Regions from separate parts of the Homo sapiens genome. Here all the other regions are linked to region 1. The links are chromatin loops, found by intact Hi-C in ENCODE. Cell type or tissue: endothelial cell of umbilical vein. All regions are shown on one strand. Links, peaks and the distances in the headings refer to the core of each region. The heading gives the core; the rest is flanking DNA.

The links. Hi-C counts contacts between places; a loop is a spot of excess contacts. Peaks named below come from ENCODE experiments on the same cell type or tissue, not always from the same donor. Only the 100,000 strongest peaks of a DNase experiment are listed, where the experiment ranks them.
Region 2: it touches region 1 in a loop (9-fold over the local background); 24 of 110 quality-filtered maps call a loop at or near these places.
Region 3: a loop joins it to region 1, with 12 times the contacts of the local background. A loop is called at or near these places in 10 of 110 quality-filtered maps.

What each region holds. Positions count from the first base shown.
Region 1 is chr10:79,395,489-79,406,149 of GRCh38, forward strand. The region is part of intron 2 of ZCCHC24 (zinc finger CCHC-type containing 24); the gene reads right to left. Among named protein-coding and RNA genes, the nearest start is that of ZCCHC24, 45 kb to the right of the region's middle. RefSeq lists cis regulatory regions at 3,947-4,447, 8,702-9,202, 8,709-9,209 and enhancers at 7,458-8,266, 9,883-10,661. In endothelial cell of umbilical vein, for the core only: a CTCF peak has its summit at 5,145; a DNase peak (open chromatin) is centred at 4,073; H3K27ac peaks cover 752 bases.
Region 2 is chr10:79,463,408-79,474,068 of GRCh38, forward strand. No RefSeq gene overlaps it. Among named protein-coding and RNA genes, the nearest start is that of ZCCHC24, 23 kb to the left of the region's middle. In endothelial cell of umbilical vein, for the core only: a CTCF peak has its summit at 4,190 (motif pointing left); a DNase peak (open chromatin) is centred at 4,174; H3K27me3 peaks cover 478 bases.
Region 3 is chr10:79,482,638-79,493,298 of GRCh38, forward strand. No RefSeq gene overlaps it. Among named protein-coding and RNA genes, the nearest start is that of EIF5AL1, 25 kb to the right of the region's middle. RefSeq lists an enhancer at 7,819-7,878 and a cis regulatory region at 8,443-8,943. In endothelial cell of umbilical vein, for the core only: a CTCF peak has its summit at 5,161 (motif pointing left); a DNase peak (open chromatin) is centred at 5,134; H3K27me3 peaks cover 326 bases.

The DNA of each region.
Region 1 (10,661 bases), core at 1,004-9,003:
ACTAATTTTTAAAGAGCAAATTGCCACTGCCCCTTCTTCCCACATACTGCAGGTATCCCAACTTAACATTCCATATCAGCATCAACAGAGTTTTCATTATCACCAATCTAAAAGGTAGAAAATCTTCTCAGAGGAGCTTTGACTTGTATGTCTTTTATTATGAGCAAGAGTGAATTTGCCATGCATTTAAGACTCACTTGTGTTTCCTTTGTGAACTAATTGTTCATACTTTTTGTGATTCTTTTTTCATGCAGGAATAGCCTAATATTTTTCTTGTTGATTTGTAACTGCATTTTATATATGAAAGAAACTAGCTATCTCCCACACAGTGTTATTTTAACAGCTTTGCTGATATAATTCATGTATCTTACAGTTTACCCATTTAAAGTGGACAAATCAATTGGTTTTAAGTAAATTCACAGAGTATACAGTCATCACCACAATCTAATTTTAGAATATTTTTATTGACCCCCCAAAAGTAGCCCTATACCCAGTAATAGTCCTTCCCCATCCTACTCCCACTTCCTTATCCCACACAGCCCTAGGCAGCCACTAGTGTACTTTCTGTCTGTCCGGATTTCCCCATTCTAGGTATTTAATATAAGTAGAAACATACAACATTTGTCCTTTTGTGTCTGGCTTCACTTAGTGTCATGTTTTCAAGGTTTGTTCATGCTACAGCATATGTCAGCACTTCAATCCTTTCTGTTGCCAAATAATATTCCACTGTATGGATATGCCATGCTTTATTACCCCATTTATTAGATGATAGACACTGGGGCTGTTTCTAATGTTTGACTATTATGAATAATGCTATTATGAACATTCACGTGCAAGCTGCAAGTGTTCTTAAAAGTTGAATGAGTTACCCTAATATTTGCAAATGGGAGATTTCACACAGAAATACGACCACACTGGTCTAGAATCCTTGCTGGTTGAGGTTAAGGAGTGGCTGCCCCATCAGCTTGCATGCACGTGCTTCCTCCACATCACCTCTGCTCCCACCAACTAGAGCTGAATTTACGTTCTCTACTAGGCCCTCGCAGGCTTTGAGTTGGAGAGGCTTAAATGCAGGCTCTCCACAGTGGTTATTCAAAGTGTGGTCCCCGGACCAACAGCGACAGCACCACCAGCTTGTTAGAAATGTAGAGTCTGGAGCCCCACCTTGGATCTGCAGAATCAGAACTGCATTTTAACAAGAGCCCCAGAGAATTCATATGCCATTACGTTAAAGAAGTGCTGGGCTATGAGATGATGTTGCCATAGTAACTTTCCTTGGGGAACTGCCCATTTATGAAGTGGTGCATAATGGTTAAGGGCACACGCTCTGGATCCAGATCCCAGCTCTGTGATCTTGGGCAAGTTACTTCACAAGGATAAGGATAGTAACTACCATATAAGACTGTTCTGAGGATTAAATGAGCTGAGGAGTAAATGCAAAACATTTAGAACAGTGCCTGGCACACAGAAGACAAAACAGGAATATTAATGCCATTGTTATTTATTAATGTAGAACAAAAAGTGGTATATAAAATTGGTACATAGTTTCTTCCTTTAGTAATCATGCCTCTTTGTCCCAGGCGCCATTACTACCACTTGGTGATAGCCTGCTAGAATTTCAGACAAAACATTAAGAGGGGACATACGTGCTGAGTGCGCAGATCTAAAGTTAGAAAGTGACACCAACACCACCCTGATCTCCTGGGCCCACTGCCTAACGTCTTTGGATCCTCAGTGGCCTTCCTGGCAGCTGTAACATTCTTGGGAGAAGGTTCAGCCTGAGCTCCAGGGCAGGGCTGCCCTCAGCACTGGTCAGATCTGAGAAAGGGGTCAGCCACACCCAGGGGAGTGCTCAGTGGGCAGCTAGGGCCCGGGGCCAGTCAGTTTGTAATAGAGGGGTCAACGTGTGCCTCTGAAGGCACACTGAGCTCTGTTGATCTCAAGTTAGTGCATGTCCCTCTGACTGTTTCTGGTGCTACCTTCTCCTTCACCTGGGGTCTGGAACCTGTGACTTCTAAGCCACCCCCTCTATCACAACCCCTCATCTTCCATTATCTGAAATAAAGCACTGGATGAACTCACTCCCCCATGTCTCCCCAGAAGCATCTACGTCTTCAGAGGGGATGAGGGGGCAGGCATGGGTGCCTCCCTGATGCTGAGGTCTGAGACTCCTTGATCGAAGGTGGGAACTTGGGGACTCTCACCAGCCAGGCCCACTCTGGATCTGGTTCTGCAGGCCTCTGAGCTCAGAGAGCTCACAGGACCTGGTGCCTGGCCTCACACAGTTGGGGCAAAGGACAGGGGTCAAGGTACCAGAAGGAGGGGTCAAGTCATTCCAGGACACTGGGCAGAGTGAAGCGTGGGGACTGGGGCCAGACTGGAGGTGGACTCTGGGAATTTGTTCCCAGAGCCCCTGCTTCAGAAATGAACGGGAAGAAAACCCACACAGATAAAGAAGACACTGAGTGAGAACCGAAGGGAACAGGAAGATGAAAGAGAAGAGCGAGGGGTGAGCCAGGAAGCACAGACGCACCATGTAATTAGAAAAGCAGCCGTCTGGAGCCGTCCGTCAGGGCGTGTGGGCTGCTTGGCAGGCAAGGGATGGGGCCCCAGCCTCCTGCAGGACCAGACGTCCTCAGCGCACCATTCCCACGGCTGCTGTCAGGCCAGGCACTGGGAGGGCCCGGCTCCAACACGCCATTGCATGGGATGTGGCTCCAATTGTGGTCTCCAGGGCCAGATGCCTGCAATGACATCTGGCTCTGCCTGTGACTATCCAGGGAGTTCCTCGCCAAGTTATTCAAACTCTCTGTGCCTTGGTTTCCTCATCTGGAAACCAGGATGATGATAAAGGACCTGCCTCCCGGGGCTGTTGGGATTTGACACATTCATGCGTGTAAAGGTCTCAGCTCAGTGGTTGGCACACTGCAAGTGCTCGGTCACCATTAGCTATTTCAGGGTGATTCTCTTCTTCGTTGCCTGCACTAGGAGAGGGAGCAGAGGTGTCTGAGGTATTGCCGAGGCTAGGGCTGAGGTCCACAGGCATTAGTCCCAGGAGGATGGTTCCAGAGATGGGAGGGAAACCTGGGAGGGATATCTGGGTAGCTCTCTATCCCTGGGTAGGAATGGACTGGCAAGCAAAAGAAGAAACAGCATTAGGCATCTTCGCTTTCTAGAATTCTCATGGAAGGACCACGCTGCAGAAGCTCTGGGGACACTGCTGGCAGAGGTTGAGGAAAGAGGAAAGAGAACTGGCATTTGTGTGGCACCACCTGTGTGCTGGGCTTTATGCTTAGGACTCCACAGCCCGTCAGACCCCCAGCCAACTCTCCTGGAATCCTGTGGGGCAGGGGACATTATCAACCTATTAACAGATGGTGAAACTGAGGCACAGGGAAGGGGTGGGACTTGCCAAAGTGCTTCCAGTGCGTGAAGGGCAGCAGGCTAGGCTCAGCAGGCTCTTCCACAAGGCCACACTTGACCCACCTCTTCTGTCTGCCACCCCCAAAATTGCCCCCACCATGATGGAGGCTTGTGTTGGTGGGGAGAGACCCCCTAGCAGGAATTTTATAAGAAAATTCCTAGGGCCTCCCCTCAGCCCAGTCCAGTGTCAGGCCTTGGCGGTGACCTCGGTAGAGGTGGCCTACAGGGCAGGGGTAAAGGCAGTGGATGGAGGAGAAGAAGGACTGTGGGCAGCTCTTAGCAGCAAGGAGCCATTTCCTGGAAGGGTTCAGTCCCGACGTTGTTTATGCTTACAAATGAGGGCAGGGCCAAGGGGAGAAGGAATTTCTAACGGAACAAAGGCTTCTCTACTCACCACACACCCCCCTGCCTCCTCCCAGAAAGGCACGGCCTCTTCTCATAAACTTCAGCATGAAACAGACGGTAACTGCTGACAGCACTGCAGGGGCCACCACCCGCCCGGCTGGGAAGGAAGCCAGGCCTGACCAGGCTCTCCTGACCCAGGCCCCTGCCACGTACCCCTCTGGGGGATCACATCTGCCAGGAGCCTGGGCAAAGCTCACTGGAGCTCAGAAACCACTCCTTGTAGCACAGACAGGCCCTTTGGGGACCAGAGAGGCAAGGGGACTCACTCAAGGACACACTCAGTAAATCTGACTGAGCTCGGGGGAGGGAAGGATCCTCTGACTTCCAGAGTGAGGCTGGGATCCTCACACGAGGGCAGCCTGGGAAGTGGGAAGCTGTGGCCAGTATGGGGGTGGGAAGGAGGAGCCAAGCCAAGGAGCAGAGAAGGCAGCGCTGCAGGGCGGGGAAGTGGGAGGGGCCCCCCGGGCAAGCCAGCGGCTTCGGAAGAGATGTGGAGGAGGCTCACACTCTCTGGGCACTTCTTCAGAATGGTTCAGTGTTTTCTTCCCATCCCTGCGTGAAATCTCTTGAGGTTGGCTGGGAGGTGGTGAGCTGCCTTTTACTGGGGGTATGCAAGCAGAGGCTGAGAGAACAAGTATCAGGGAGGCTGCTGAGGGGGCCTTTGCCCTGGTCAGGCAGGTGGATCTGGTGACTCTGGAGGCACTTCCAACTCTACAGTCCTCCCAACCCCTGCAGCTGGTAAAGGCCAACCAGGCAGGTGTGGAGACAGGCACTCTGAGATGCTGCTGGGGTGGGGGCTGAACAGGTATATTTTCCTACTGTATTTCTATAGGACAACTTCAAACTTCTGTAAGCCTTCAAACTTTAAAAAAATGTGCATTCCTTATCCTAAGCAAATCCATCTCTGGGCGACTATCCCAAGGAAATTATCAGACATGCGGACAAAAGGGGTGTTCAAAAATGTCCATTACAGCATGAGTTAGGACAATGTAAATCTGGAATGAGCGAAACATTCAACAACAATGCCCGGGTTCCCTAAATTACGTTATACCCTTTGGATGAATGACAATAAAGCCACTAAAATAGTTATGGTGATTTTTGTTCGGGGTTTGGGAAAATACTTATAAAGAGAGCAGGATAAGCAACCGAAGATAACCGCTGCACAAGAACAGGACTGGCAGGAAAGCAGCCACAAGGGCTGAGAGACAGGACTGTTGATGATCTTACTTCTGCAGCTTATGCTCTGTCTTAATGAATGAATTGCCTTTAATGAGTGGGTATGGCTTGGAAGAAGATGGTAGCCAGCCCACTCCCTGGCCTGCAGGCCCCTCCTGCCCCCTAGGGGGCGCACTGTGCTTTCCCAAGGTGACAGAAACCCCACAGAGATGGTGGCTGTGGCCACACTCCTGCCCCTGCAGGTGTGGACCCTGGGGCCTGGGCACTGGCTGGCTTCAGGCTGCTGGTTCTGTTGGATCATACTCATGTCCATAGAGCTAGCCCCCCAACTGTGGAATGCACTCCCCACCCCTGGGTCCCTTCTGCTCCTTCCATTTTAAGGGAAGCCAGACATGTCCACACACTGTCACGTGACACCACAGCCTGACTGGTCACTCCCCTCCAGGTGCTTGAAGTCCCACCACGAGTGAGTGATCCTTTAGGGTGAAGCTTGATCTCCCCATCCCTTTTAGACAATGAGTCCCTTTTGCACAGAGGTGACATTGTGGCCTTTGGTTGTTGAGGCAGAGAATCATAGGGACCAGGAGGAGAGCAGGGTGGGCACTGAGAGCCTGAGGCTGTGCCCTGCACGCCAAGACTCCAGGCTGCACTGTGCCCCAGGATGCACGGCCTCTGCCCTCTGGATATGGGTTCCAGCTATAGGCCTCGATACCTCCCAGCCTGAGGTATGTGCCTCACCCCCAGACCTGGCCTTGCCACTCCCATCTGCACAGGGGCGCAGGCCTGTGCCCTGCCAAACCCTGGGATGGAGAAATCACTGTTGCTCCAACATTGGGTATTTTTGGTCAGGGCCAGGCACTCTTTGTGTCCCGACAACCATCCATGAGCTAAGTACGGTTAGTCCCAGGTTTCAGATGGGAACGCTGACGCATGTAGAGGTTACATGGCTTGCCCAAGCTACGCTGCCAGGAAATGGGGTAGTCCAGATCCGAGCCCAAGCCACCTAACGTGGGCTCACTTTCTAAATTGCTACACAACATGCCAGGATTGCACAAAGAAGAGACCCACCAAGCCGGGATGGTGAGAAACGGGAAGGGGCCGCTGTTCTCATGGGTCCTGGCATGCTGGGGGCATCCCTCCCCATCTCTGGGCCTCAGTTTTCCCATCTCCAGAATGAGAGGTTGGACTGACTGCTGGGCAGGGTCACTGGCCTCCCAGGAGGCCCATAACTCAGCATGTGCCTGGCAGCCCACTCACGCTCCGCCCTCCCATGGAGCACAAGGCCGACCCCACCGTGCGTCCAGCTGAGAGGCTCTGGCTGGAGCCAAGAGGAGCAGGGGGAGGAAATAAAGAACAGATGGGCTGCCTGCTGGCCCCTGTCCTGCCCGGTCTGCCCAGTCTGCGTGCTTTCCTGCAGCCCGGCCGCTGAGGTGGCCCTGGGCTCCAGTCTACCTTCCCAGAGAGCAAGAGCCCCGGTCTCAGGAGTTCGAGAAAGACTTTCCACTGATGTAGAAACAGAGGCCACAGGGGTGGGGCAACTAGTCCACAGAGGGGGCGCAGGGCTGACCACGGACTCACGACCCCAGCCCAGGATCCTCTGTGTGGCCTTGCTGGCCCTTTCTGGAGGCCTTTACCAGAGGAGGCAGAAGGTCCCTGGTCATTCTCCCTAGTGTCTCTCCTTGAGCCTGGGGCAGTGCGGAGTAAACAGGGGATAGAGGTCAGAGGTCCAGGTTGGGCCCTGGCTCTCCCACGCCTGTCTTAGATACTTGGTTTTTCTTTTTTTTTCTTTTTTCTTTTTTTTGAGACGGAGTCTCGCTCTGTCACCCAGGCTGGAGTGCAGTGGCGTGATCTCCGCTCACTGCAAGCTCCACCTCCCAGTTCCATGCCATTCTCCTGCCTTGGCCTCCCAAGTAGCTGGGACTATAGGTGCCCGCCACCACGCCCGGCTAATTTTTTGTATTTTTAGTAGAGACGGGGTTTCACTGTGTTAGCCAGGATGGTTTCGATCTCCTGACCTTGTGATACGCCCGCCTCGGCCTCCCAAAGTGTGGGGATTATAGGCGTGAGCCACTGTGCCCGGCCAGAGCCTTGGTTTTTCTATCTTCCATGTGAGGGGGCTGCTCTGGTGGAGCTGGAGACACTAGCATTCAATGAGCACCTACAATGTGCCACACGCTTTCTGACCTGGCTCTCCAGAGCTCTTTCATTTAACAGGAGAGCAAACTGAGGTACAGAGAGGCCAAGCAACCTGCTCAAGGCCACACAGCCATGGAGCCAGAACTTAAACCCAATTTGCTGACTCCAAAACGACACTTTCCACTGAATGTGCGGCCTCTCCGTGAGACGGTTGAGAGAAAATTAAAGAAAAAGCCTGCTCCTAGGAACACAGCCGCACCTCTTACCTCCGACCCTGGCCACCACCTCAATATTCATTTGTTCACCTAATTTACACTGAGCACCCACTCTGCACCAGGCTCTGTGGAAAATTCCAGAAATATGGAAACAAGACAGATGAAGAATGCCCTGTCTTCATGGAGCTCTCAGTCCAAGGCCTTCCAAAGAAGTCAGCCCTGTGACCCTTTCCCCAACCGTGACCCACACCAGTCGCGAACTCCCCTAGCCACATACTCCTGGGCTCAAGCCCAAGTCGGACTCACACCTGTGAAAACACACTTGGATTCACGCCCTCAGGCAGAGGCCAGACAGACCTCCCAAGTGACAGGCATGGGACCTATGCATGCCACATGAAATTATCTCTGATCACTGCCACGGCCTCATTGAATCAGCACTCTTAACCCTAATGACGGATGAGGAAACTGAGGCTCGAGACAGGGGCAGCAAGTCTGCCAAGTGCTGAGCCCCTGGCTTTTCCTTCCCCTCTGTGCTCTGTGGTACTGCTTTAGGGACCAACCAAAGACCTCCACACTCACATGTCCACATGCACGGCCGGGGGAGGCAGGTGGAAGGGCTGCGTCCCTGCAGCCTGGTCTGGGCAGCTGCAGGCTCCACGGAGGCCCCGGAGGAAGCAGGCGGTCAGAGGGACAGGTGGGCTGGGCCGCGGCCTGCAGGATGCTGGGAGGGAGGAAGGACGCGGCAAGAGGCCACCCGGGGCTTCCTCTGGAGCCTCAAGGGCCTCCTTGTCTGCGCACAGCCGTCCTCGCCTCCTTGCCCAGGGCCCCCTCCCCTCTTCTGGGTTCCTGCTGCAGCCCAGCATGGGCCCAGAAGGCCTGGCCTCTTGTCACCCCTCCCACCCCCGTTCCCAGCCCAAAGCCACCACAAAAATGCCATCCTGATTCCACAACACTAGGGTTTGTCAAAGTGCAAGGAACAATGGGAGCTTTCACAGGGACAGGAAAAGGCCTCAGGAAAACCCTGGGGAGGGGGGCATGGAGTGGGGGTGTGGAGAGGAGGGAAGGGAGATAGAGAGGAGAAAACAAGCGGGGGACAGAGAGATGAGGGAGAGATCCTGGAGAGACAGGGAGTGAGGACACGATGTTGGGAATGAGGGGCAGGGAGTGAGAGAGCGCCCGTCAGAGCAGATAAGAGGAGAAGGGGGGACAGGGTGCCCAGGAGAGGCGAGACATGATGCAGAAACAAACCAAAAGGGCTGGGAGACAGAGACATTCGGGGGAACGGGGCCCACAGAGGCCAAGGAGCCCCTCCAGGACCCAGAGAAGTGCCAAGCCCCCCAACACCCCGTGCCTCCAGCCCTGTGCCCGGCCCTGAGGCGCTGCTGCCCAGAAGGCAGCAAGAAGCCCCCTCTCCAAATCCCACCCCAGCCAGGCGATTTGAAGTAATCTCAGGCAAAACTTTTTGGAAAGCAAAGACATTTTAATCACATGAACAGCCACTCCCTAAGTTATCTGTTTCCTGCTCTGGCTTTCCTCCCTTAGCAAACCACACGGATCAGAGCGGAGGGGCGGGAGGGGAAGAGGGGCCGGTCCAGAGGGGTGGAAAGCTTCCGAATCACAGGGATTGCAAAAGACAGAGGTTTCCTCCGCCACTGCAGAGACAGGGATTGCTGGCTGCCTTAGTGGGTGGATGGAAGATCTGCAGCCACCCTGCTGTTTGCTGATTGCTGGAGGGGACTATTGAGTTTGAAAACCATTTGTTGTTTCCAGATCTTGCACATCCCTCTTTGGGTCCCGTTTGCTCAGCAAGACCTTTCTTCCGACTGCACCTCTCTCTCCTGCTGCAGTCACCGCCTGAGTTGGGCCAGGCAGAATCTCCCCAAATACTTAAATGAAGGCCCACTTCAGGTTTGGGCCTCACCGCAGAGCTGAGATGAAACATGCAAGGCATTCGGGCCCCTTCCCCTTCTGGCCCCAGCTGACCTTCCACCCACAGCACTTACACTCAAATAAAGAAAAGTCACTCCCTGCAAGTGACATGCTGCCCATCTGTGCCTTTTTCTTGCTGTTCCCTGTACCCAACACTTCACCAGTGAACAGCCATGTACCCTTCAAGAGCAAGCTCCAGGGGCACCCTGGTCTCCCTGGCCCAGAGAGGGCTAATGCACTGCTCAGGAGCTCACTCCACTGCTGAGTCCCAGGCTGGCTGGTGTGGAGATAAGAACCCACCCGCCGCCTTGCCCTGGAGAAGGCCCTCTCCCTGAACTTCCAGGGGACTCTGTGGTTTGCACCACACGCTTAGCTCCAGGAAAGGCGAGAGACATGATCTTCCCTAGGTCATGTCCTGCCCTGACCCAACCTCCAGCTTGCCAAACTCAGAGATTTCACCCGAAATTTAAACGAAATTCCCCTACTGCCATCTTGTTTCCCACAAGCCTCTCTGTGTGCTGCGGTCAGGTGCACCCTCCACACCTCTCACTTCTATGGTAGCACTAGGCTCAGGCTGGGGCTCAGAATCCTTTGGCAGCTGGAGGGGACACCAGGAGTGGCAGTGCCTGCAAAGGGTGAGGTGTGAGGTGGACAGCAGAAGTTAGGGCAGGGTGGAGGTCGCACAGGTAGGAGGTGGCAATGCCAGGGCTGATCATGGCGTGGGCTCTGTCCAGTCCCAGGACGCCTCCTTGGGCAGTGCTGAGCACCCTGGACGGCTGTCTTGAGCTAGCAGCGCCATTTGCACAGGGCAGCTGGCCCCTGGCTCTGTGTCTGAAGGCGTCCCTGGCAAGGCCTGGATAGACATGGCCGTGACCAGCCCAGCCTTCCCTGGCTGGAGGGAAGGTGGTGGGTCAAGAGGTGGAAAGGCCTCAGCCTGGAGTGAGGCTTTGGGTGTGAGGGCCACAGCCCTGGGAGGAGGGGACAGGGGAGCTCAGCTCAAAATAGTGATGGGGGAAGGGTGTGCAGGGTGGCCAAGTGCCAGAAAAGAAATCTGATCTGCCCTGGCCAGTGAAATGCTGAAGTCAGCAGTTTGGGGCCACTCTGGCAGAGGCCTGGGGGCTGAGGCCCCCACTGCTGCCTGGCAAGAGGCTGTGGGCGTGACTTCCAGCCTCGCAAAACCCTCACATAAATCACCTCCTCTCTCTGGGATTCGATCTCCTCATCTGGGTAGAAAGAGAAGCAAACTTTCCATCTCTGGGTGAGCGCTGGAGCTCACAGCACTTAGGAGACTGTGGCAACCACAGACCGGGGTGGAGAGTGCTGAGTCTCCCCTGCGTGCTGGGGCTGGCCACGCACACAACCTGTAGGTAGCTTCAT
Region 2 (10,661 bases), core at 853-8,852, 68 kb after region 1:
GGCATCAACTTGGCTGGGTTAAGGGATGCCCAGATAGCTGGTAAAACATTATTTCTGCATGTCCTCGGGGGTGTTTCTGGAAGAGATTAGCATTGGAATCAGTAGACTGAGTTAGGAAGATCGTCCACACCCATGTGAACATCATCTAATCCACTGAGAGCCCAATAGAACAAAAAGGTGGAGTAAAGGGGAATTCACTCTCTCTTCTGCAGCTGGGACATCTATCTTCCTCTTCCCTCAGACATTGGAGCTCCAGGTTCTGGGGCCTTCAGGCTCAGGACTTAAACCAGTACCTCCTACAGATTCGCAGGCCTCCAGCCTCAGACTGAGAGTTATACTGTCAGCTTCCCTGGTTCTCCAGCTTGCAGTGGCACAGCGTGGGGCTTCTTGGCTTTCATAATCACGTGAGCCAATTCTCATCACAAATCCCCTCTTACATATCCACATCAGTATATTCTATTGGCTCCATTTCTCTGACTAATGCATATCCCTTACCTCATTTGTTCTCACAGCCACCCTATGACACCAGACACCTCATTTTGCCAGATGTGAGACAGACATTCACAGGTGGTAAGTGACTTGCCCCAATTCACACCTGGATTAAATGGTAATCCAGCATGCAAAGCCCACAGTCTTTCCATGGCCTAGGAAGTTAGCAGGGACGTTGGACTGTGGAGTTACCAACCCAGACACCCAGAGTGTGCCAGGCCTGGTGCTGAGGTCCAGGGCAGAGGGTATTGTGGAGCAGGGTACAGGCTCACAGCGGGAGCTCTCACAGCTATGACCCGTCTGAATGTGCCTGTGGGTTCAGCCAAAGCCCATGGGTGTGGGCAGCCTGGAATCTGAGGCCGGTCAGCTGTGGTCCCTGTCTCCTGGCAGAAGATGTGCTTGGTTCGGGGTTGGCTTGCCCTGGTTTGGCCTGGGAAGATCCCCAGAGACAAGCTTCCCACAGCGGTCAGCTCCAAGTCGGCTGACCAGAAAGCACTACAGCCCACAGAGTGTCCCTGGAGACCAGCAGCAGAGCAGCTGCCTTCCCCAGTTCTCTGTTTTCTGCCTGCCCTGCCTGTGTTACTATCTCAGCCTGACCTGATAGTGACAGGGACTTGATCCTGCCTAGGGACTGTACATTTTCTCCCATGGAGTGAGAGAGGCAGTGCCAGCTCCCAGCCACCACCATTGCCCTAGGACAAAGTGCCACTCTTGCTTGATGGGAAGCCAGGCTTAGTGGACTGCCCTGCTACTGATGGTCTTGCTGCAAGCAGGGCGGCCACTCTTGACTCCCTCCATTGTGCTAGGGTCTTACCATCCTCTGGGGCCTTCACATCAAAGTTCACCTCAGAACCTGTGAAGAGAGAATGGATTTATTTTGCAAGATGAGGTTACACCCAAGGGAGGACTTAGTGACCACTGGGTCATTATTGTGTTCATCATTAAAAGTTCCGATTAATTGCACAGTGTGGGCTTAGTTTTTTTTTCAGAGTTGATCATTGTCCCTGGGGAAATTTGTAGTCTGAGACGGATAGGCTTGTTCAAAATGCAAGTGGTAGAAAAGACATTTGCAAACATCAGGCAGAATCCAGAACTCAACAGATGGAAAGAATGTGAACTTAAGGAAAAAGACATATATCTTAGATATGACACCAAAAACTCAAGCAATGACAACAAAGTAGATAAATAGAATAATTAAAATAAAATATTTGTGCTTCAAAGGATACTATCAAAGAGGTGAAAGGGCAACCCACAGAATGGGAGAAAATATTTGCAAATCATATATCTGAGAAGGGACCTGTAGCCACAATACATAAAAAAAAAAAAAACTATTACAACTCATTGATTAAAAAAAAAAAAGGCTGGATGTCGTGGCTCATGTCTGTAATCCCAGTACTTTTGGGAGGCCAAGGCTAGAGGATTGCTTGAGCCCAGGGGTTCTAGATGAGCCGGAACAACATAGGGAGACCCTTTCTCTACAAAAAACAATTTTTTTTAAAGTATCTGGACATGGTGATGGGCACCTGTGGTCTCAGCTACTTGGGAGGCTGAGCTGGGAGGATCACTTGAGCCTGGGAAGTCAAGGCAGCAGTGAGCCATGATCGGGCTACTGGATTCCACCCTGGGTGACAGAGGAAACCCTCTGTCAAAAACAAAGAAGGCCAGGCACGGTGGCTCATGCCTGTAATCCCACCACTTTGGGAGGCCAAGGCTTGAGCCCAGGAGTTTGAGACTAGTCTGGGCAACATGATGAAACCCCATCTTTACCAAAAATGCAAAAATTAGCCAACCTCATACTCAGTCTCAAAATAAATAAATAAATAAATAAATAAAAATTAAATTAAGGCCGGGCGTGGTGGCTCACGCCTGTAATCCCAGCACTTTGGGAGGCTGAGACGGGCGGATCACGAGGTCAGGAGATCGAGACCATCCTGGCTAACATGGTGAAACCCCGTCTCTACTAAAAATACAAAAATTAGCCGGGCATGGTGGCGCGCGCCTGTAGTCCCAGCTACACGGGAGGCTGAGGCAGGAGAATGGCGTGAACCCGGGAGGCGGAGCTTGCAGTGAGTCGAGATCGCGCCACTGCACTCCAGCCTGGGCGACAGAGCAAAACTCCGTCTCAAAAAAAAAAAAAAAAAAAAAAAAAAAAAAAAAAAAATTAAATTAAAAAATTAAAACAAATGAAAACAAATCAAATAACCCAATTTTTAAAATGGGAAAACAAATATTTCTTTAAAGAAGACATACAAATGGCCAATAGGTGCATGAGAAAATGCTCAATATCATTAGTCATTTGGGAAATGCAAATCAAAACCTCTGTGAGATACCACTTCGTACCCACTGGGATAGGCAAAGATGTGGAGAAATTGGAACCCTCAAACATTGATGGTAGAAATGTAAAATGGTGCAGCCACTATAGAAAACAGTTTGGGGCTGGGAGCAGTGGCTCACGCCTGTAATCCCAGCACCTTGGCAGGCCAAGGAAGGCAGATCGCTTGAGGTCAGGAATTCGAGACCAGCCTGGCCAACATGGTGAGACCCCATTTCCACTAAAAGATACAAAAAATAGCCAGACGTGGTGACAAGCGCCTGTAATCCCAGCTACTCAGGAGGCTGAGGCAAGAGAAACACTTGAACCCTGGAGGCGGAAACTACAGTGAGCCGAGATTGTGCCACTGCACTTCACCCTGGGTGACATAGGGAGAGTCTTGTCTCAAAAAAAAAAAAAAAATTAAAAAAAATTTTAAAAAAGAACACAGTTTGGTGGCTCCTCAACGAGTTAAACAGAGAATTGCCACATGACTCAGCAATCCCACTTCTAAGTCTATACCCAAAAGGATTGAAAACAAACAGGTACTTAAATAGTTGTACACAAATGCTCATAGAAGCACTACTCGCAATAGACAAAAAGTGGAAATCACCCAGATATCCATCAATGGATGAATGGGTACAAAAAAATGTGAACATTATTCAGCCATTACAAAAAGTAAAGTGCTGATGCATGCTACAACATAAATAAACTTTGAAAACGTTATGGTAAGTGAAAACGGCCATACTTAAAAGGTCAAATTTTGTATGATTCTATTTATATGAATGTCCAGAATAGGCAAATCTGTAGACACAGAAAGCAGCTTGTTGGATGCCAGGGGCTGGGGAGGGTGGAGGGATAATGGCAAGTGACCACTAGAGAGTATGGGGTTTCATTTCGGGGTGATGAAAATGTCCTGGAATTAGATAGTGGTAACGGTTGCACAACTCTGTGAATACACTAGAAAACACTAAATGTTGTATTTTAAAAAGGTGAGTGATATGTTATGTGAATCATATCTCAATTGAACAAAAGAAGGCTGTAGGCTGGGCATGGTGGCTCACGCCTGTAATCCCAGCACTTTGGGAGGCCGAGGCAGGCGGATCACCTGAGGTCAGGAGTTCAAGACCAGTCTGGCTAACATGGTGAAACCCCGTCTCTACTAAAAAGTACAAAAATTAGCCTGGAGTGGTAGTGTGTACCTGTAATCCCAGGTACTCAGGAGGCTGAGGCAGGAGAATCGCTTGAACCGGGAGGCGGAGGTTGCAGCCACTGCACTCCAGTCCAGTCGACAGAGCAAGACTCTGTTTCAAAAAAAAAAAAAAAAAAAGGCTGTAAACTCCTTGGTCAATTGTGAGAACTTGTTCTCCAGCGCCCCCTATGGGGGATCACAGACTCTGTTGCCTCCATGTTGAAGGACAGGATAGCCAGGGACCTGGAACAAGAGCCCTGGCAAAGTAGCTTGAGCAAAAGGGAAGATTTGCCAGATAGATGCAGAAATATCTGATGGTACCTGAGGGCAGCCAGGGCAGGACTTTCAAGGCAGTGAAGACACAAAGGGGGAAGCTGGCCGGAGCCCAGGCAGCCCCTCTCCCAGCCTCCTTCCTTTCTCTGCCCCAACCTCCTCAGGCTCCAGGGACTTCTGTTTTTCTCTGTTATGTAAGAATCCTCATGACCAGTCTGAAGGTTCTGTCTGCTTATCGGTGGCTCACCAGTGGAGCCCTGGAAACACCCGACCCTGGCACTCTATGTTCCAGCTCTAGGAGATAGTGGACCTGCCTGGCTTCTGGATTAATTCTCCGTGGTCAAACGTCCACTCAAAGTCCGATCAGCTGGACCTCAGAAGAGGCTGGAAATGGGCTGCTCCTCTTGGATCCTAAGGATGGTTTGTGTCACTAAGCAGGAGACAGACAGGGCTGAAGAACACAGAAACCAGGAACTCAAATATGCTGTGTCTCTTCTCTCTGTTTCCCTCCCTCTCAGCTCTCTCCCTGCACTGCACACTGGCAGCAGCTCCAGACCTGCACACCCTGGAGAAGGAAGGATTGGGATTCTTCCACTTCCAACCCAGTGAATCTGAGGGAAGAACTCTGCCTAATCCAGCTTGTCCTGAGGTCAAAGAAGCCCCAGAGGAAGGGTGATAATACTGCTAGGGCCCCCTCTATAGGCGTGTGCATGGGGTGGAACAGTTCCCAAGAAGGGGAGGGGAAGGCACAACTACAGTCATCTACTACAAGATCTATAAAAGCTGGGGAGAGGGGTTGAGGAGAGCATAGGACCACCAGCCTGTCTGATCAACATGTGAGGCCTTCTTGGAGGAAGGCAGGATTTCCAGAGTGTTTCCATGGTAGGAACGTTACTATTTGCCATCAAATTGCAGGATTGCTAGAACATGGGATTTGAAACCCCCTCAATGGATTCTGAAAATCAGGGAAGGTGAAGGGAAGACCTCATCAATAAGATACCGTAATACACAAGCCTGTTAGGAAGCTACCATGTGCTCGGTACTTCCCATTCCCCGAGCACCTCCTCAAATGAGTTCCTTTCACTGTTTTTCAGATAAGGGAAACTGAGGCTCTGAAAGGCATACTTATCTGAGCAGAGCAGGATCCCTGGAGGGCTCAGACTCCAGCCCAGACCCCTTCTATCATGGTGTACTGCCCCACCCTTTGCAGACCTCTTAGGTGGTGGGGGATCAGGCCTGGGACTAGATGAGGGGGACTGGATGTGTGTGGCCAGATGGGAGCAGCCTAGACCTCAGGAACTAAAGCTGCAGGGCACGTGGCCTTCCCTAGGCACTGCAGAGCTCTGTGGGAACTGATGAGGTGGGAGGAGGCAGTGTTTCTATGTGTGGGAGATCATATCCTTCCAATAAACACATGCGTGAGGGGCCTGGGGCTCCTCCCTGTGACTGAGGCCATTTGTTTCTAAGCAGTAAACTGTGACTGACCTGGAGACCAACCAATGCTTCCAGGGAAGATGCTCATCGGATGCCCTCCAGCTTCAAGATGGCTTCCTCAAGGGCCTCCCCAGCTCCCCACTCCAGATGTTGGGGCCCTTCTGTGACCACCATCTTTGAGGTGACAGGCCTGTGAGTGGTCAGTTTGTTCCAGAGAAGTCTTTGGGAAATGCAATCACTGTTTACACATTCCTGTTGGACTCAGATTTAGGACAGATGAAGCAGATGTGTCCTGGATATCCCAGAGGGGAGGGCTGGGCCCATGGGAGAAGACACAGGAAGGAATGTTCCGACTCAATATGAAGAGAGACTTCCAGGGGTTATAGACGTCTCTAGAATGAATGTGGGTTACTCTGGAGGAGTGAGCTCCCCTTGGTCTGAGGTATACAAGCTGAGACTGAATGTCACCGTGGAAGACAGATGAGGAAGGAATCACAGCAACACAAGTGAATTAAACTATGAGACTTTCAAAGTCCTCTCCCAGGCAGGGCCCAGTGGCTCACACCTATAATCCCAGCACTTTGGGAGGCAAAGGCCAGAGGATCGCTTGAGCTCAGGAGTTCGATACCAGCTGGGCAGCATAGAAAGTTTTGAAATGTTCTACAAAATAATTAAAAATTAGCCGGGTGTGGTGGTGTGTGTCTGTAGTCCCAGCTACTCAGGAGGCTGAGGTAGGAGGATCTCTTGAGCGAGGGAAGTTGAAGCTGCTGTGAGCTATGATCATGTCACTGCACACCAGCCTGGGCAACAGAGCAAGACCCTATCTCCAAAAAATAAAATAAAAAGAAAATGAAGTCCTCTTCCAGCCCTGATTTTTCAGGTTTCTATACTCTTCCTCTTGCAAGCTTTATTTCCACTCCACTATCACCTTTTGGTTTAGGGAAACAAATTATGTGATGAACATGGCTTCTGGCTTCTCAGTGTCCTTCCTACCCTCCCAATGTTCAGGAACTGCTGCCATGCAGTTCTAGGTGGGGAGGGGTGGGGGGCTTGTCCCGCCCCCAGCACTAGAGGAGGCCCTAGTTTGCCTCAGTCAGTCAGCATAGCCACATCTCTTGCCACAGTGGCTGCTGGGTGGGCAGTACCTGAAGACCAAGGCAGTCCAGAGAGAGTATTCGCTGGGACACAGGTTTTGGCTCCGGTGGAGGCATGGAGCTCAGCAGGGTGAAGCAGAGCAAGGCCCAGGACTTGTGTGTGATGATGGTGGGAGGGAGTGTCCCCTGTCTTTGGCCTGACGGAGGAAGCACATGCCCTGGTGCGACAGATGCGCTCGTGCCCTTGCTCATATTCTCCTATCTCGTATTACCAGCTTTTGCTTTTTATTTTATTTTATTTTATTTTGAGACGGAGTCTTGCTCTGTCGCCCAGGCTGGAGTGCAGTGGCGCGATCTCAGCTCACTGCAGGCTCTGCTCCCCGGGTTCACGCCATTCTCCTGCCTCAGCCTCCCCGAGTATCTGGGACTACAGGTGCCCGCCACCACGCCCGGCTAATTTTTTATATTTTTAGTAGAGACGGGGTTTCACCGTGTTAGCCAGGATGGTCTCGATCTCCTGACCTCGTGATCTGCCTGCCTTGGCCTCCCAAAGTGCTGGGATTACAGGCGTGAGCCACCGCGCCCGGCCTTTTTTTTTTCTTTTTTGAGACAGGGCCTCTATCACCCAGGCTGGAGTGCAGTGGTGTGATGATGGCTCACTGCAGCCTTGACCTCCCAGGCTCAGGTCATCCTCTCACCTCAGCCTCTTGAGTAGCTGACTACAGGTGTGCACCACCACGCCTGGCTAATTTTTGTATTTTTTTTGTGGAGATGGGATTTTGCCATGTTGCCCAGGCTGATCTCGAACTCCTAAGCTCAAGTGACCCTCCCACCTCAGCTTCCCAAAGTGCTGGGACTACAAGGATGAGCCAAGGCACCTGGCCTGGCTTTTGCTTTTTTTTCCCACTGGCTGCTGGAGCCCACTCCACCTGCTCCAAGGCAGGCCCAAAGTGCCATGCATACTTAGTGGGACAGCTCTGACACATGGTTTTATGTTGGTCCCTGAAATTCCTCAGTAAGATTGTACTCTAGTTTTCCAGAGGTAATTTTCCAGATAGCCCTTTATGGGCTGTTTTCCTTCCCTGTATCAGTTTCTCATGTTCCTACTGGTGTTTCTGAATAACTGGTGTTTATTTGGAATTAGTTTCCAAATAAACTCCTTATCCTCATATCCTTGTCTCAGGATCTGGGGAGACTCTAATGTGAGACACATGAACTGGTGCTGATGGCTGCCCTAAGCTGTAATAGGAGCGAGCCTTAGGATGGGATCAGGACCACGGAAGAAGGCAGAGCTGAAAGAACATGAAAAGTGGCTCCTTGGGACATCGAGAAACCCTTGGGCCCACCCTTCCTTGAAGTCTGCCTGTGCTCCAGCTGTTACATTATTGTGAACAATGAATTTCCTTTCTAGTTAAGCCAGCTTGAGTTGCATTGAGTTTTCTATTACTTGGAAACAAAAGCATTGTAAGCGATATAATTCATAACACGGAGTGGCCTAACCATAACCTTGCAGCCTGGTGTAGTGAACAGTAAATGTTTGATGATAAGACAAGGAGAGGCCAGGCATGGTGGCTCACACCTGTAATCCCAGCACTTTGAGAGGCCGAGATGGGAGGATTGCTTGAGTACAAGTGTCTGAGACCAGCCTGGGCAACATGGCGAAACCCCATGTCTATAAAACATGCAAAAATTAGCTGGGCATGGTGGCGCATGCCTGTAGTCCCAGCTACTAGGGAGGCTGAGGTGGGAGGAGCAATTGAGCCTGGGAGGTCAAGGCTGCAACGAGCTGTGATTGTACCATTGCACTCCAGCCTGGGCAACAGAGTGAGACCCTATCTCAAGAAAAGAAAAAAAAAAAACAAGGGAGAAGGAGTGACAGCTGGCTGAAGAAGGCACAGTCAGGCAGGAGGGACACAGTTCAACTCTCAGTTCTGCCACTTAGCAGTTAAGTGATTTGACACATTACTTCTGTCTTATTTATAAAACAGGAGCAATGTTTCCAGTCTTTCAGGGTTATTGTGAAGATTTTGAAAATCACTTTTGAAAAGTAGCTAGCACGTAGCAAGTGTTCAATAAATGGTAGCTCTTCTTGATAATAGAAAAAGGAAAAGAAGGAGGAAAGAGGGAAAGGAGCAGTAACAGGAAGATTTCCTCTGTGCACTTGACGATTTTTTTTTTTTAAGACAGAGTCTCACTGTGTCGCCCAGGCTGGAGTGTAGTGGCAGGATCTCGGCTCACTGCAACCTCCACCTCCCGGGTTCAAGCAATTCTCCTGCCTCAGCCTTCTGAGTAACTGGGATTACAGGCGCGCACCACCATGCCAGGCTAATTTTTGTATTTTTAGTACAGACGGGATTTCACCATGTTGATCAGAATGGTTTCCAACTCCTGACCTTGTGATCCACCTGCCTCGGCCTCTCAAAGTTCTGGGATTATAGGCGTGAGTCACTGTACCCAGCCCCTTGACAATCTATTTAGCTAACAGAAGTTTAGAGTTGGGGAGGGGAGTGGTCGGGTCTGACTGGAAGGAGGGTCTGTCTTGGGATGTGAGGGAGGTAGGGTTAGTGGCTAACATCTACTGAGCACTTTTCAAGCACCAGGCACTGTTCTGAGTCTTTTCCACTTATAATTCTTTTAGTCTTCCTAAAGACTCTTTGAGGCACATACTACTATTACCAATCATTTATCCCTTTACACAGAAGGAAACTGAGGCACAGACAGGTTAAGTAACTTGCCCAAGATCTCACAGAAAGTATATGGCAGAGTCAGATGAGAACCAGGTGGTCCAGCTGCAGATCCCACACTCCTGACAGCTGCTGACTCTTTGGAGCCTGAGACAAGGTTAATGTCACAGATGCTGGATGACGTGAATTATAGGACAAGACATTTGGATTCTGTCCTGTAGGTGGTAAAAGTTTACTGGTGCAGGTCTGGGGACAGTGAGAACATTGCATAATCCCCGGGTAATCGGTTACATAACTATGGAGTCATCCTTGGAACCAGGTTTTTACCCCATTGTTCCCATGGGAACAAATCCTCCAATGTATTTTTCAAAGAGGAAACCAGAGAGTTGCGAGGCTGCTGTTGACCCCTGGGAGAGAAGAGCCAACAATGTAGGAGGAAGATCGAAGGTTGAAATAAACACTAAGAGAAACTTCCGAGGGGCTGTAAGACCCTAAACCGTGCTCTGGTGAGGCACTGGGAATCATCCTTCCCCAAAGAAGGGATTTTCACTCATCTGAAGGTGGTTTAGGGGCTGACAAAATACCACGAGGCCCTTCAAAAATGAACTGCAGAAAAGGGGAAGAAATTACAGCTCTTCCAATTTCAAGTCACACAGCCTTCTTGTCTACCCCCCAAAACCTAAAAAAATTGCAGCAAAGATAGTTATTTTTTTTATTTTCTACAATCTCTTGAGTTATTCATAGGGGAGACATACAGAGACAGACTTTTACAATATAAGGAAGCAAGTATTACAACAGACACCACCACTGGGTCCTGCTGCTACAAGAGCCCACAGGAAGGATGTCAAGGTCTCAGTGGGCCGTCAGGGTCAGGCAAAGCCTTGCAAAGAGACACTCAACTATGTGTGGAGGTGAACCTAGCAAAGAAGAGAGGCAGGACATTCCAGACTAAAGCATGGAACAACTAGGGAACTACAAGCAGTGCCACCAGACCGGGGCAGGGAATGCAGCAGAGGCCAGCTCCAAGGTCCAGATCATGAAGTAGTTTTAAGAGACTAAGTGGTTAGGCCGGGTGCGGTGGCTCATGCCTGACATCCTAGCACTCTGGGAGGCCGAGGCAGGTGGATCACTTGAGGCCAGGAGTTCAAGACCAGCCTTGCCAACATGGTGAAACCCTGCCTCTA
Region 3 (10,661 bases), core at 1,729-9,728, 88 kb after region 1:
ATTAGACTTTGCCAGGCACACAGTAGCTAGGAGGCAGTGCAGGAATGCCTTCAAAATTTTGAGGGCAGATTATTTTCAAACTCAAATTCTATGTCCAGCAAAATTATCAATCAAGTGTGAGGGTAGAGTAAGAATATTTTTAGGTATTTGCCTCAACAGCCCCCACTTGCAGGAGCTACTAGAAGAAGCGCCCCACCCAAAATGAGGGTGTAAACGAAGAAAGAGAAAGACTTGGCATCCAGAAAACAGATGTAACACAAGAGAGACAAAGAACAAAGGCGAAAGAAGATCCCTGTGGCCAACTGTGCAGTGAGCCCGGAGACAGGCAGCCAAAGAGGAGCTGGTCAGAGGGGCCTAGAAGGAATTTTTCTAAAAAGACAGAAATGCTAGATTCTCAATTAGGGCTGAACACACTGAGAGGAGATTTACACAGCTGAATTAGTGTTTTGGCAGATAAAATGAAGTCTACAAAACATTAAAAAAAATAGAACAAAATGATAATGATTAATTCCAGAGGAGAAAATACTGTTTGGAAGAGAAAAAGTAACTGTGATATAATTTATGTCTCAGCTGTCGATAGTGTTTACACTATAATAAATGTGAATCCTGAAAATGGCTCTAACCAAAATTACAACAAAATCAGAATGGGAAGATGGGGGGCAGCACAGGAAGTGTGTGTGTGTGTGTGTGTGTGTGTGTGTGTGTGAGAGAGAGAGAGAGGGGTGGCAAAGAGGATAGGAGAGGTGTATGTCAAAGAGACCAGACTCTTATTTTTCACAGTAGAAAGTCCATTGGTAAGTCTTGAAATGGAAAATACAAAAAGTATCAACACAAACAAGTTATTTCGAAATATGAAAGTAAATACCAGAATAATTACTGTAAAAAGAGTTGAGAGTGATTGCCTCTGGGGAAAAAGAAACAGTGGGAACAGGGTAGGAAACTGGTTCTTGTCATAGCAAAAGAATAATTTGTCTTTTAAACTACGTCCATAGATAATTATGACAAAAGTAAAAACAAAAATAGAGAAAAAGAATAAGAGAAGAAAGAAGGCTCACACGTAGACTGTGCACCCACTCTCAGGTAGCACTATTACCAACACCTCCTCAAGCTTTGGCTCATTTAATCCCCACGTGGCACAGTTCCTGTTATCCAGGTGAGAAAAGAGGCCTAGAGACTCTGAAAACCTGCATGGGGCACACATCTAGCAAGAGATTTGCTCAATTCATCCGTCTCCCGGCTCCCCCAACTTTGGGCAACTCTTACCAACACATTATTTTTCTTCTGAGTTAGTTCCTGTAAGGAGGAAAGGTCTGGTCTTTTCCCAAAGCCTTCCTGGAGTTCCTGCTGACTTGGGGACATAACTCTGTCAGTGATTTAATTCATTCCAGATGGAAGGCTCCACTTGGCTCTTAAAACATGCCTTTGGGAGTGCTGAGATTTGCAGATAAGACTTGGGATGAGGGAGGAAGAAAAGGAAGCCAGAGGGTGGCAGAATATGAAGGCTGGGGGTGGGAAAGTCATTTAGGGATGAGTTTGAACCTGATGGAACAGCCTCCTCCACAGCTGTCAGGCCTGCAGCCAGGGTTTGGGGCCTCGGGCCACCAGCCCAGAATCTTAGGGTCAGAGACACATGCACTCCACCCATTCACAAATTCCCCAGACACTTCTGAATGCTCAGTGGCAGACACTGGAGTGGGAGTTGCGATGCAGGGTTGAATAAAATACAAACTACTGCCTTGAGACGTTCACAGTCTAGCAAATGAGACAGCAAAATGGACAAGTGGATAGCGAAATATTTATGATCCTGTGAGATTATAAATATTTGGGACAGAGTACAGAGGGAGGACAAAAGAGAGTCATAGTCATGGAGGAATGGACAGTAGGCTGGGTCATGAAAAATCAACGGGCAAATTCCAGGGAGCAAAGTTGGAAGGGATACACCAGGCAGAGAAAAGGGCAGGGGCAAAGACATGGTGGCCTGCTGGATGGCAAATCATGGAGGCTGGGTGAGAAGGAGCTCTCAGGGTTCCTTGGAGCTGCCCTACACAGCTCGGGGGAGCTGGTATCAGCAGATAGGGTGTCCACTCCTGGTCCCTCCTCTTCTGAGCGTTGTAACCTCAATGAAGGCGCTTCATCTTTCTGAGCATCGGTTTTTAAAATCTATTTATGGAGAAGGTGGTTTTTAAATTAAAAATCAACATGAAAATAATATATCGCATTGTATTGGGAGGGAATTGTTTTTGTTTTTGTTTCTTTAGACACAGGGTTTGCTCTGTCACCCAGGCTGGTGTGCAGCAGCGCAAACATAGCTCACTACAGCTCACTCTCCTGGGCAATCCTTCTACCTCAGCCTCCCGAGTAGCTGGGACTACAGGCATGCACCACCGCACCCAGCCTATATATTTTTTTAAAACCAAGAATGTTGCATACGTGTTTGTGATGAAGAACAAGCTTTTTGGTCCAACTCTCTCTACCCCTGATTCACTTTCCCAAGGCAATGTCTTTTAGCCATTTCTATTTGTATTTATTTAGATGGTTAGCCTCTGTAACTCTACATTAAAGTAGAGTTTGCTTATGGATCTGTTTCTTAATTTACCAACATTAGATAATGAAAAGTAATCATTTAGTTCACATAAACTCCTTTTTCTCTTCTTCTTTGATTCATCTATCTATCTATCTATCTATCTATCTATCTATCTATCTATCTATCTATCTTCTAATCTGTTTTCTACTGGCTATATTTGAACATTTAAACAATTACTTATTTTCTATTTCTTTTTTAAAATTAATTCTATTCACCATCTTGACAACCCTGTATGATGATAAGACTATTAACTCCTCCCTTTTCTTACGTTTTTCCCCCCATTAATGGAGCATTCCATTGGCTACACATTGATTTTTCTATTGTCAAGATAGTTGGCAGGGCACAGTGGCTCACTCACTCTTGTAATATAGAAAATAATGGCAACAATATCTCCCTTTCATTTAAAATGCCAGGTCTTCATATTAAATGAAATGTATGTGAAAGCCTAGAACTGACTTCCTGCCTTGGTACAGCAATCACAATACTGTCTCCAGCTCGGACCTACACTCGGACTAGGTGCACAAGTCTGCTTGCTTCCCAGACCCTGGCTCAAGGACATGAGCTGCTTTGTAGTGAGGTTTTTATTTGTTTACACAAAATAGAAAAGTTGAGGACAATATAGTGAATGTTCCATAACATTAAATTGATTAATTCAGGGGATTTTTATTTACTCTAAAAGTCTGTTCCTTTTACTTATTTTGGTATTAAAATAAAAATGTTATTAAAATTTATAATGAGGGGCCAGCATGGTAGCTCATGCCTGTAACCCCAGCAGTTTGGAAGGCTGAAGCAGGAGGATCACTTGAGCCCAGGAGTTTCAGACCAGCTTGAGCAACGCAGTGAGGCCCTGTCTCTACAAAAAATAAAAAATTAGCCAGGCATGGTGGTGAAAGCCTGTAGTCCCACTTACTTGGGAGGCTGGGGTGGGAGGATTGCCTGATCCCAGGAGGTGGAGGATGCAGTGAGCAATGATTGTACCACTGCACTCCAACCTGGGCAACAGTGAGATCCCATCTCCAAAAAAATTTTTTGGATTAAAATTATCTCACAAAATGATGGATGATTCTTATTCAAAGGCTCCAAAACTGAAATGCAGAACGGATTATATTTTAATGTAGTCCTTGACCAAATAAAAAGTTAGGACTCTTGTTTGGCCTTCCATGTGGGCAGGGGATGCAGTTTGCTTACAGGTCCTTGAAATGCAAATATTTAGGAACCACTGAGCTAAATGGATGGAGAATGGAAATCCAGGTGGTTCTTGACTTTAGCTGCAATGACTTTTGTTTTGAGATAGGGTCTCACTCTGTCACCCAGGCTGAAGTGCAGTGGCCCAATTGTAGCTCATGCAGGCTCAAACTTTTGGGCTCAAGTGATTCTCCAGCCTCAGCCTCCTAAAGTACTGGGATTACAGACATGAGCCCCTGTGCCTGGCCTGCAATGACTTTTTGTCCCCTCTGAGTATGCGCTGTGGAGGTCAGCTTAGGGCGGTACTGAGTGAGTGAGTGGTCTGCATTAGCGAGTGTTGATGAATGAGATGGTGACCTGGGAGGAGACCAGGGCTGACTGCTGGGGCTCAGCCTATGGAACAGGTGGGAATTGGAATTGGAATTCCTCTCTTGGAGATATTGTCCAGGAGAGCCTGTGGCTTTGCTTCTCTTTGAGAACAAAGGAAGGAAAGGGGTTTTGTTACATTAAGATGGCTGGAACTGGAGCATCCAGTGAGTGTCTAAAAATGACATAGAAGGGAGGGTTATTTGAGGCTGGAACCCCAAGAAGCCTCAGGCCAGGTGTGCTACAGAAATCTGGGAAGCCTTCCTGTGGGAGGGAGGGGATGGAATAGAAGTGGCAAAGTGCATGGTGTTTGGGGGGACTGTGGAGGGAACCATCAGGTCAGGCCTGAGGTGGTTAGGGTAGCCTTTTGTGTATGGTGTGATGTAAGCAGCTGTTAAACAGTGGGAAAGGGGGTTCCCTGTCAAATAATTTGGGGAAATGCTAGGTTTAACAAAGTCATACAGGTTTCTTTACCACAGGGCTTGTACATGGTAGTGTGACCAGTGAATCTCCAGGAATCAAATATATGTTTCCTCAAATTACAGACCCTTTCCCTGGAAACTGCCATGGACAGTAGGAGAGAAAAGGGTGGAGGGGTTTGAGGGGCTGAGATCATGGCGAGTCTTGATCCAGAGGCCTCACTCCATCCTGTGTGTGAGAGAAACACGGATAGAGAATTAAACATGCAGAGTCCTGGGGCCCATCCCTAACAGGAGGTCTGAAGCCTGGCCCAGGAATCTATGTGCTTAACAAACTGATTCCCATGCCAGGGCTCCAGGAACCACACTTTGAGAAATGATGAGTGCAGATGAGACAACTCCAATGAACACAAGTCCTGGAAGCCACAGCATTGGACGGCACTTAAGGATTTAAGCCTCCATGAGGATGGAGGGCTGAGAGCTAAGAGCCTAGATCTCCCGCCCCGCTAAGGGATTTGGGTGGGGAGAGCTGAGCCGCCCATGGTCTGGCTGTGCAGGTGACCACAGCGAAGCCACTTGCCTTCCCCCTGGTGTCTGAAGTGAGATACTGCAGATCAGGGCTTGCAGACCTCCCAGAGCAGGTTGGCTGGCAGCTGCCCTCAGAGATGTAAGAGGACAAGGCCCAGCTCAACCCCGCCTCTTCCAGAAAGCCTCTCTCCCCTGGCTCCTCTGTGCTCCTTCAACACCCGTTTCTGAAACACACCACCTCACTTTGCCACACCTCCTCCTGATGTTTCTAAAATGGTTATTTTAGATCTTATGGGAAGGATAGGGGCACTGATAGCTTTATCTCTGAAAGTGGGGAGCCCAGGGACACTGTCTATAGCTGAAAATAGAAGTATCCTACTTAGACTTACAAAGATAACAACCAAGGAGCAAATGCCAGCCATCTAACTGGATGGGGGGGAAGGGGGAGAGGAGATCCCCCATCTGATACGGCCAAATATCTGTAAAACAGATAAATCAAGAGAGCAGAAAGACATCATACTGTATGGCTCCATTTATACGACATTGTGGAGAAGGCAAAATCAGACCCATGGCTGTCAGGGAAGATTTGGGGATGAGCTGAAGAAGGAAATGGCTTTGCAGTCCGGCTGGGAGACAGGACGGGGAGGAAACCTACTGGGGAGCAGGGTGGGTTAGGGAAAGTAACCTACCCCAGCAGACCATGCGACACTAGTGGGAAAAGATCTGCCTGCTTGGCCCAGTGCACAGAGCTTTCCCAACCCTGTCCTGGTTGCTGACTAATGTCTTAGGGATGTGAGAGGCCGGGGGAGGGATGTGGCCAAGGATTCTGGGAGGGGCGGTTACAAGATCTTGGGTAGGAATGAGAACAACAGCAAGAGCAACTGACTTGATCAGAGCTTCCCAACCTATGGGCTTATTTAATCCTCACAATGATTCTATGGACTTCTTATTATCCCTACATGGCAGAGGAGGAGACTGGAGCCCAGTGATATTAGGTAATCTGCACAAAGTAACACAACCAATAAGAGAGAGAGGGTTTTGGACACAGGCACCTTTGGCTTCAGCACCCTTGCCTTTAATGGCCACTGCTCTGTATGGTACGAAGTCCGTGAAGCCAGTGATGGTGGAGAATCTTCTATGACATTCGTGCAATGCAATGCACCTATCCCACCATAGCTTACCCACTTCTGTTGATAGGTACTCACTATTTTCCTGGGAAGGCCATGCTTAAATGGACTCAAAGTCAACTTCCTTATGCATTCATCCACAGCCCCAGTTACCCTTTTAATCCTTGAGGTAGTCACGAGTGCTGCCAGTCAATCATTCCTATCTGCACATGGGCTCTAGGTGTGATTGCACTTCCTGGCCCCATGAAGTTACGTGTTGCCATGTGACTTCCTTTGGCCAGTGAAATGTGAGCAGAAGCCTAAATAGCCAGTGTGTGGCTTACCTCTTTCCTATGCCATTGCTGCAGTGTCTTGGGGAGCTCATGCCTACATGAAGCCTGACTTGCCCTGAATCCCCGAGCAACTAGGATGAGGAGAGCTCCATGCTGACCTGTGTTGAACATGTAATGTGAGCAAGAAATAAACCTTGGCTGTGTGAGCCACTGAGATTTGGGGATTGTTTATTATTATAGCAAAACCTAACCAATCCTGGCTCAATCTGTTCCCAGAGAACAAGTGTCCACTCAGGGTCAACAACAGTCCAGCCTCTTCTAAGTCTTCTCTAACCTGGATAGCCCCCAGTTTTTCCAGCTGAGCCTTCAGTTTGCTGACCTCTCACCTGATCTCTTCTTCCAGACACACTGCAGTGTGGAAAGGGAACACCATCACCCAGGAGCAATTTGTAAAATCTATTATCCCTTCCCCCTTCTCAGTATTCTTTATTTTTACTTTTATTTATTTATCTTTTTTGAGATGGAGTCTTGCTCTGTTGCCCAGGCTGGAGTGCAGCGGCGCGATCTCGGCTCACTGAAAGCTCTGCCTCCCAGTTCACGCCATTCTCCTGCCTTAGCCTCTTGAGTAGCTGGGACTACAGGCGCCTGCCACCACGCCCGGCTAATTTTTGTATTTTTAGTAGAGATGGGGTTTCACCGTGTTAGCCAGGATGGTCTTGATCTCCTGACCTTGTGATCTGCCCGCCTTGGTCTCCCAAAGTGCTGGGATTACAGGTGTGAGCCACTGCGCCCAGCCCTTTCTCAGTATTCTTTCTACCTCAGTGATGCAGCCAATGATTGCACTGAGCCTTCAGCAGGCAAACAAGGCTAACCCCATCCCTGGGTTCCGTTCTGGACCTGCCTGGTTCTAATTCTTTGGGCTCTGGATAAAATGAGGCTTCAATATGTAGAGGTAGATTGACCTAGTTCTGGGTTTCCTTCTGTCTTGACACTACTACTAACTTACCGGGTCACTATGGGCAATTTACCTAACCTCTCTGAGCCTGTCTTCTCAAATGAAGGCTAGAAGTAATAAGACCAACTTTGAGATGGCGGTAAGCATCAGGTACAGCACCCAGCACCTCCCTGGTGCCTGGTGGGCCTGTGCAGATGTTATTGCCTTTTATTTTTCCCTCACCCCCATCTCTTTCAGGCTCACAAGATGGAGAAAGGGGAAGGCATTTCTGGAATGAGGCCCCAGTCGGCTCCTGCACCATTGCTCTGTCCCAATCTCTGAGTTTTAGGCCAGCCAGAGGCCCTTCTAGCCCCCCTTCCAGGTCACAGCTGTCTGTTCTCCCTTCCCTTGTCACAGGGGCTGCCCCATGGGGCTGCGAGAGAGGGAGGGGGATTCCAGGCTGCAGATGTCCAGGACTCAGAGAAGTCTGCAGAGCTAATCCTGGGGCTGCTGGCGAGGCCAGGCCAGGGCCTTAGAAGTGGCTTTCAAGAGGTCCTCTCCTGCCTGCCGGCAGCGTGTGGCTCAGCTCGAATTTCCGAGGCCCCCAACTCAGGAACAGCTGCGTGGCTTCCCCTCTCCTCCCTCTGTTCCCTCCTTTCTTCCCCATACATGAGTCAAAGAGACAGCCAGGCAGGGCTAGCCAGGGGTCTGGACAGAATCCAGAAGTCTCCAGCCACTCAACCCTGGTCTCTCTGAAGCCTGGGGAGCTCAGACACCTGGGGTTTCTTGGGCCTTTCAACTCCAGACATATTCCTGCTGCTCTTCATTTGGCCAAAAACCTCTGGCCCAGCTTTGATGTTTGCCTTTTTGTCCACCCCTTGGTTCTCTGGCTGGGCAGGCTTCCTGGGACACCTTCTACCCAGTGTGGTGGGGCGGGACCTGCCTTGGGGTGGAGCCTCCTAGTTTGGTAGTACGCCCACCCACAAGCCTTCCCAGCCTCCTCCTTCCCCCAGGTCCCTAAATGTCCCTTCCAACTGCCTCCCAGAGCAACAACCTCTGACTCTCCTTTCCATGTCCCTATCAACATCTCCACACCCACCCCAGGGAAAGGCGAGAGAGAGAGTGTGTGTGTGTGTTACACGTGTAATGCTTGTTACATGAAAAGCTTGTTTGGTTATATCCTTAACTATCTTGCTGGGTTTTTTTTGACAAATAAGGAAACAAGAGCCAGACAGGGTGGGAAATTTGACTGGTTCACAGAAAGAGGAAATGGTAAAGCCAGGATTTAAACCCAGTTGTGATGATTCTGAGCCCATGCTCTTTCTTCACGCCACCATGTGGCCTGGAAAAGACCTGCCACACACCTGCCCAGGAGCATGCAGGGAGTGAGTGATTCACCCCCTGCCCCAGATACAAGCGGCCCATGACCAGGGACTCAGGCCACTTCCACAGAACACGCTTGGTCCAGAGTGACAGTGAGGAGAGAATGACTTGGCTGGTGCAGGAGACCCCCATGCTAGTTCCTCTTGGTGATGGGTCCCCAGGGTGAGGCATGAATCTGCTCCCGCTGGGCCTCCAGTCTCCCTCACAGTACAAGTTCATTTAGGTGCTGGGAGTGACCCTGGGGGAACAGATGGTGCTGCATGATCATACATGATCCTGAAACACAAGCCAGCTACTCCTTCTGGTGTCCACCAAAGAAACAGGGATCCAAGCCAAGCTGGGGGGAAAATCTGCCCTTGCAGGTTTACTGAGGGACTGTATGGGGAATTCTACTAGGTGTCTCCTAAGATACTTTTTTTTTGAGACAAGGTCTCTGTCTGTCACCCAGGCTGGAATGCAGTGGTGTGATCTCAGGTCACTGCAGCCTCAAACTACTGGGCTTAAGCAATCCACCCATTTCAGCCTCCTGAGTAGCTGGGACTACAGGTGGGTACCAACATGGCTGGCTAATTTTTGTATTTTTTGTGGAGTTGGGGTTTCAACATGTTTCCCAGGATGGTCTTGAACTCCTGAGCCCAAGCATCATGCCCACCTCGGCCTCCCACAGTGCTGGGATGACAGGCCTGAGCAGCCGGCCCAAAGATACCTTCAGGGGAAAGACTGACTCTACACAGTCCCAACCTTGGGATGATAAACTAACCCCAAACATGGAGTAGTAGGTGGCCCCTTACTCCCAGCAAGTCCTTCTCTAATGGTGAGATTCCAGGACAGGGGAGAAGTCTAGGGAGAGAGACTGGGGACATGCGGCCTTCCGGGACCTCAGTCTCACACCACCGGGTCCTGGGCTCCCTGTTGTCTCTTATCAATCTAGGTTTCCAGCGTGGTGCAGTGAAGGAGTGTGTGACCCAGGCCCCAGCCGCACTCTGCAATGACACCATGGGCAAGTCCCTTAAACCCGCTCCAGACCTCAGTTTCCTCATCTGTCAGCTGAGACTACTGGACAAATGACCAGATGAAGTTCTAGAGCCCTGGAGGACTCTGTCTGGGCTGGAGACAGCTCAAGACCCTGCCCAGGAAGCAGAATGGCTTCTAGTGCTGGCTACATCTGGCCTGAGGCTGCTTGCTTATGGTTTGGGACTGGTTACCAGATCTGCTTCCAGGGATGGTGTCATCGCCTCATTTTATAGGTGAGAAAAACCCCTTTGTTTCCCGAGGGTCCTGTGCAGCCTTCCCTGCCCCTCCAGCTCCTACTACCTCTACCTTCTGTCTGTCCCTCTGTTCTGAAGCTCCTGTGTTCTGTCCTTGTCCTACTCAGGCCTGCTCTTCTCTGAGGCCACAGGCTCAGGGCTCTGCAGGCCTCTTCATCATGTCCCAGGAGCCCCAACCCTCAAACAACTGCCCATTTCCCTTTCCTCTGTGTCAAAACTCCATGTTTCGGCCTGCAATTGTCACAGGCCCAATGGACCTTTCACACCAGCTGGCTGAGCTTGAACAGGTCACTTGAGCCCAGAGCCTGGACACGTGTGAAACAAAGACTGCAATAATCTCACAGTGACTGGAGCAGCTGTCTCACACTGGGTGCTTACTGAGACAGGCTGGACACCATGTCCTCACCATCAGCCCATGAAATGAGAGCCATCTCTCTCCCATGTCGAGCTTGAGAATGTGCCTGCCTGACAGAGGTGTAGGACTGCCTCAGCAAGGGCATAGTATACAATAGGTGCTTAATAAATGGGGACAATTGTGTTAAGATTTGTGGAACCCCAGGGGCAGTGGCTCAGCATCAGGTGGTTTAAAAACCCT